Linked DNA regions of Homo sapiens: region 2 is linked to region 1. A link is an interaction called in ENCODE POLR2A ChIA-PET data of the cell type or tissue named here. Cell type or tissue: Panc1. All regions are shown on one strand. Each heading gives the region's core, and the rest is flanking DNA. Links, peaks and the distances in the headings are about the cores only.

Evidence for each region. Peaks named below come from ENCODE experiments on the same cell type or tissue, not always from the same donor. Only the 100,000 strongest peaks of a DNase experiment are listed, where the experiment ranks them.
Region 2: POLR2A ChIA-PET joins it to region 1 with 17 read pairs; 3 of 35 experiments call an interaction of 5 or more read pairs at or near these places.

What each region holds. Positions count from the first base shown.
Region 1 is chr13:100,369,239-100,372,157 of GRCh38, reverse strand. All of the region lies in intron 19 of PCCA (propionyl-CoA carboxylase subunit alpha), which reads right to left. Among named protein-coding and RNA genes, the nearest start is that of PCCA-AS1, 110 kb to the left of the region's middle. In Panc1, for the core only: no CTCF peak of the experiment used is centred there; no DNase peak of the experiment used is centred there; H3K27ac peaks cover 1,555 bases.
Region 2 is chr13:100,245,551-100,248,469 of GRCh38, reverse strand. All of the region lies in intron 8 of PCCA (propionyl-CoA carboxylase subunit alpha), which reads right to left. Among named protein-coding and RNA genes, the nearest start is that of PCCA, 160 kb to the right of the region's middle. In Panc1, for the core only: no CTCF peak of the experiment used is centred there; no DNase peak of the experiment used is centred there.

The sequences.
Region 1 (2,919 bases), core at 221-2,720:
GCCCAGGCTGCTCTTGAACTCCTGAGCTCAAGTGATCCACCTGCCTTGGCCTCCCAAAGTGCTGAGATTACAGGCATGAGCCACTGTGCGCAGCCTTCCCCTGTGTTTTCTTCTAAGAATTTTATAGCATTAGCTCTTACATTTAGGTCTTTGATCCATTTTGGTTAGTTTTGTATACAGAGTAAGAAAAGGACCCAAATTTATTCATGTTGAAAAGGCTGTCTTTTCTCCACTGAATATTTTAGAAACTCTTGTCAAAAGCCATTTGACCATACATACAAGGGTTTACTTATGGGCTCTCTATCCTAGTCCATTGGTCTATATATGTGCAGTACCACACTGTTTTGAAAACTGTGGTTTTGTAATAAGTTTTGAGATGAGGAGGTATAAGGCTTTCAACTTTCTTCTTCTATTTCAGGATTGTTTTGACTATTTGGGACCCCCTTGAAATTGCATGAATTTCAGAATAAATTTGTCTATATCTGCAACAAAATGTATTTGGGGGTTCTGATAGGGATGGCGTTGTATCTGTAGATCACTTCAGGTAGTACTGACATTTCCTTCTTTCATTTTTCTTTTGTTCACCAGAGATGGAGTCTTGCTGTGTTGCCCAGGCTGGGCACAAACTCCTGGGCTCAAGTGAACCTACTGTCTCAGCCTTCCAAGTAGCTGAGAGGTACTGATATTTTAACCATATTAAGTCTTCTAGTCCCTGACACAAGATACCCTTCCATATATTTGTGTCTTTTTTAAGCTCTTTCAGCAACATTTTATAGTTTTCAGTGTGTAAGCCTTTCGCCTCCTTGGTCAAATATATTCCTAAGTATTTTAGTCCTTTTCATTCTATTGTAAATGAAATTGCTTTGCCTAAAATTTACATAAATGGTGCCATTAAGTATGTATATTGTTGCAACTTTCCTTTTTACCATTATTGTGGTGTATACATCTGTACCAAAAGTCTTAACAACACATACAGAAAGGACACACAGCATCATCAGGTTAGCTGCCACCACTTGGGAGAAAGTGGAACAGGATGATGTAAAGAAAGGACTTAGTTTAATCTATATATTTTTCTTTTTAAATAGGAGACCTGTATGGAAAATCTGCAACATCTGCTGTACTTTCCTTATTAGAAATATCTTATAATTTAAACTCCTAAAAATTAAACAGAAGAACTCTGGAAATGTAGGGCACCTAAAGCTTTACTGTGTGCTCAGTAAAGCCTTTGCCTGCACTATCTCCAGAGTCATTAACCCAGACCTGGCTTGTCACCTGTAGGCTAATTTTTTTCTTGATGTGACAGTGGGTGATCTGGGAAACTAAGTTAACAATCACAGTTCTCCCGTCTATGACCCTAAAAGCAGACAATAGTGCCATACTATTGAAATATTTCTACCAATGAGCCTTTACTTCGCCACGCTGTTCAACCTGCCTCCTTTCATAATACTGATGTCAAATGAAAGTAGCTAAATTTAAATATGCCTAGGAAAAAGGGCTACACTATCATGTGCACATGCCTTTCATTGGGCTATTGATGCTCTGACAGTAGCTAAGCCAATAAATATAGGAAATCATTTCTGATATTATATACTAAGGTGGATATTTTCCAGGGAAGTTTTTAATGCACTAATTTTGATGTGTTTTAAAAACAGCCCTGTTTTCCTCATAAGCTAAAAAGTGAAGCTGGAGATAATTCTACAGAAAAAAATTTGAAAGATACCACGTATGCAGTCAGGCCAGAGGTCTCTACTTTTCAACATGGAATCTAAAACAAACATAAAGAAGCAACGCTCGCCTGTGATCCCAGCACTTTGGGAGGCTGAGACAGGAGGATCACTTGAGCTCAGGTGTTCGAGACCAGCCTGGCCAACATGGTGAAACCCCATCTCTACTAAAAATACAAAAATTAGTTGGGTGTGGTGGCATGCACCTGTAGTCCCAGCTACTCGGGAGGCTGAGGCAGGAGAAATCACTTGAACCTGGGAGGAAGAGGCTGCAGTGAGCCGAGATCATGCCACTGCACTCCAGCCTCTGGGCGACAGAGCAAGACTCTGTCTCAAAAAAAAAAAAAAAAAAAAAAAAAGAAGTAACAGCTCTGAAAAGTAATCTAGACAGTTTTCTTTATTAAGGTAAGGCACTACTTAAAAGAACATTGTATCAGAATATCAGATTACAGTAAGGCTTCAGTGGTGACTCAATATAGAACTGAAAATTATGCTAAACTCTACATTTTTGTAAAGTTAATCTTCCCCCAGAAAAAAAAATGCTACATTGTAATATTGATACTCTTTACTATTCAATTCCTATAATTTGCTACTCAACCTGATCTCTGGTTAAATGTGCACTTACAAAGCTGTTTTTCTGAAATGACCATGTCAATAGGTGGAATGTAGAGAGTCACACAAGATCTCATGAGACAGCTGTTTAACTCCATCATAGCTTTCATTTTAAGAGAGCTGAGTGAAGTATCTTTCAGTATCTAACGTTTCAGCAATTTTGGCGTATACAGTGAATCACAACATTTAAAGAAAACCAAGGAGACTACCCTTAGTTCATGGACTGACATCATTGATCTGTGAGTCTGACACCACACAAGAATGTCAGCTTCTCCAGGGCAACAGCTTGGAACTGATCTGGTGCACAGTAGGCATGCAACAATTATTTGTGGAATGAATGAATTCTCATGAATCTTCAACTTGTGATATTTTCTCACTGAGATCAAGAAACTGCCGTACCCCTCTCAAGCCACACCAGGTCTTATTTGTGTGAAATTATATTGTTTTGATGTTCATATCCTATTTCAATATTCTGATAAAAATTCACTTGTTTCCCCAAAACAAAATGACATTTCAATGCAATTTAGCCGTAAGAAGAGAAATGTAGATAAACAGAATATTCATTATACTAACTATATATTAA
Region 2 (2,919 bases), core at 258-2,757, 120 kb after region 1:
GACAACACTAAATGTTGCCAAAGATGAAGGACACCTGAAGGAATGTCTCCAAGTTGAAATTTCTATAGCAAGCACTGAAACAATAGAAATAGAGTATAAAATTTCCAACATAGTGGAGGGAGGAATGGGAAGGGGACATAAAATAAGAACAAGAGACATTTTTTTTAAAGTCGTCATCAAAAAGAAGCCAAGAAAGAAAACAGAATCCAAAGAATGGAACAAACAAAACCCCCAAAAAGTAGATTATATAAATAAATCAAAATATAATTTTAAATACAATAAATATAAATGGACTAAACTCTCCAGCTAAAAGACAAGCTCCAGCAGGCTGAATAGAAAAACAATAAAATAAAAATCCAGTCCAAATTTAGATGTGCACTTACAAGAGACACACCTAAAACAACAGTTCACTGGCAGATGAAAAAGATAAAGAATGATACAAGGATAAAACAAAAATAAGCTTGTTTAGGAATATTAATATCATAATTAGACTTGAAAACAAAAATTGGTCATTATGTTTTGATAGCCAAGGAAACACGATACACTGTAATACACCTATTATCTAAACAGGGACAAAACCTAACGAGCAAGGAAAAATTGGAAAATCACTTTTTCAAATATAGGTCCATCAGATATCCAAAAACATCACAAAAAGGCTGGATGTGGTGACTCATGCCTATAATCCCAGCACTTTGGGAGGCCGAGGTGGGCGGATTACTTAAGGTTAGGAGTCCGAGACCAGCCTGGCCAACATGGTGAAACCTCATCTCTACTAAAAATACAAAAAAATTAGCCAGGTGTGGTGGCAGGCACCTGTAGTCACAGCTACTCGGGAGGCTGAGGCAGGAGAATTGCTTGAACCCGGGAGGCAGAGGTTGCAGTGAGCCCAGATTGTGCCAATGCACTCCAGCCTAGGTGACAGAGCGAGACTTTGTCTCAAAAAAAAAAAAAAAAGGCCGGGCACGGTGGCTCACACCTGTAATCCCAGCACTTTGGGAGGCAGAGGCGGGCAGATCATGAGCTCAGGAGATCAAGACCATCCTGGCTAATATGGTGAAACCTCGTCTCTACTGAAAATACAAAAAATTAGCCGGGCGTGGAGGCAGGCACCTGTAGTCCCAACTACTTGGGAGGCTGAGGCAAGAGAACGGTGTGAACCTGGGAGGGGAGCTTGCAGTGAGCCGAGATCATGCCACTGTACTCCCGTCTGGGCGACAGAGTGAGACTCTGTCTCAAAAAAAAAAAAAAAAAAAACCCACACAGGCTGGGCGCAGTGGCTTATGCCTGTAATCTCAGCACTTTGGGAGGCCAAGGTGGGCGGATGACCCGAGGTCAGGAGTTCGAGACCAGCCTGGCCAACATGGTGAAACCCCATCTCTACTAAACTATAAAACTTGGTCGGGCATGGTGGTGGGTGCCTGTAATCCCAGCTACTCAGGAGGCTGAGACAGGAGAATCACTTGAACCCGGGAGGCGGAGGTTGCATTGAGCCAAGATCGCACCATTGCACTCTAGCCTGGGTGACAGAGTGAGACTCCATTGTCTTAATTAAAAAAAAAAAAAAAAACTCACTAGAAGTTTTGAATATCCCAATAGGTAGGTTTGACCTCTTGAGTTTTCTATAAGACATTGCATATAATAATTTGAGAATATACACTCTTTTCAGGAACATACAGAATATGTATCAGAGTGACTTATTCCTTAGCCATAAAGCAATTTTCATCAAATCTGAAAGATTTTTAAATGAAAAACATGATACTCTCTGACCACAAAGCAATTAAGTTAGAAATCAATAATAATAAAAAACTATTTTTTTTTCAGTTATTTAGAAATATATCACTAGGCTTGGCATGGTGGCTCACACTTGTAATTCTAGCACTTTGGGAGGCCAAAGCAGGAGGATCAGTAGAGCCCAGGAATTTGAGACCAGCCTGGGCAACATGGCAAAACCCTGTCTCTACAAAAAATACAAAAACAACAACAACAACAAAAATTAGCCAAAAGTGGTGGCATGTGCCTGTAGTCCCAGCTACTCCAGTGGCTGAGGTGGGAGGATCGCTTGAGCCTAGGAGGTTGAGGCTACAGTGAGCCGTGATCACACCACTGCACTCCAGCCTCAATGACAGAGCAAGACTCTATCTCAAAAAATTAAAGAATTAAAATACATCACCAAATAACATATGAGTCAAAATCATAGCAGAAATCTGAAATTACTTAGAAATGAACAATCATGAAAAATATATCTCAAAGTTATTAAGTACAGTTTTCTGCCCAGATCCCTAGTTCAGGACATTGCCCCAACTGTTGTAAGTATTGTCAACCAAAAGCTGACTTGTCCTCGGCTTTCTGCCTAAGGTCATGCCCCTTCCTAGGGGCAGCCCACACCCCCTAGATAGTTGATACAGGTGTATAAAGGCTGAATCCTCTTGCCCGAACTTGGAACAACTAAAAAAGACCAACAAATATTCACAGCTCTCTAAATTATTAGCTGATGGCTTTGTTGAGAGAGAATCAATTCAACTTTTCCCTTGGCTCAGTTTCCTTCATTCCCCCTCAGGTATTGGTCCCAAAATTATTTCCCCCAATAAGCTTCCAGAGTCTACCTCCAAGGGATTACAAGCTATGATAAGAGGAGTACATTTCAAAAGCTGTTACAGTGATGTAGGCAAGGGATGACACTACCTTAAACAAAGAGAATAGCAACAGAAATGCAGAGAAGTAGATAAATTCAAGAAATATTTAGGAGATGGTGGTGACAATCTGCAAATTTCAAAGCCACACAATGAGATATAATAGTAAACACCTTGTCATGAAGAATGTCTTATTGATGATTACCAAAACTGAGGCTTTTCTGTGTCCTGCCTCTGTAATCTATGACATTGCAGATGGTGGAAACTCCATCAGCCTTAGCCACTGAAT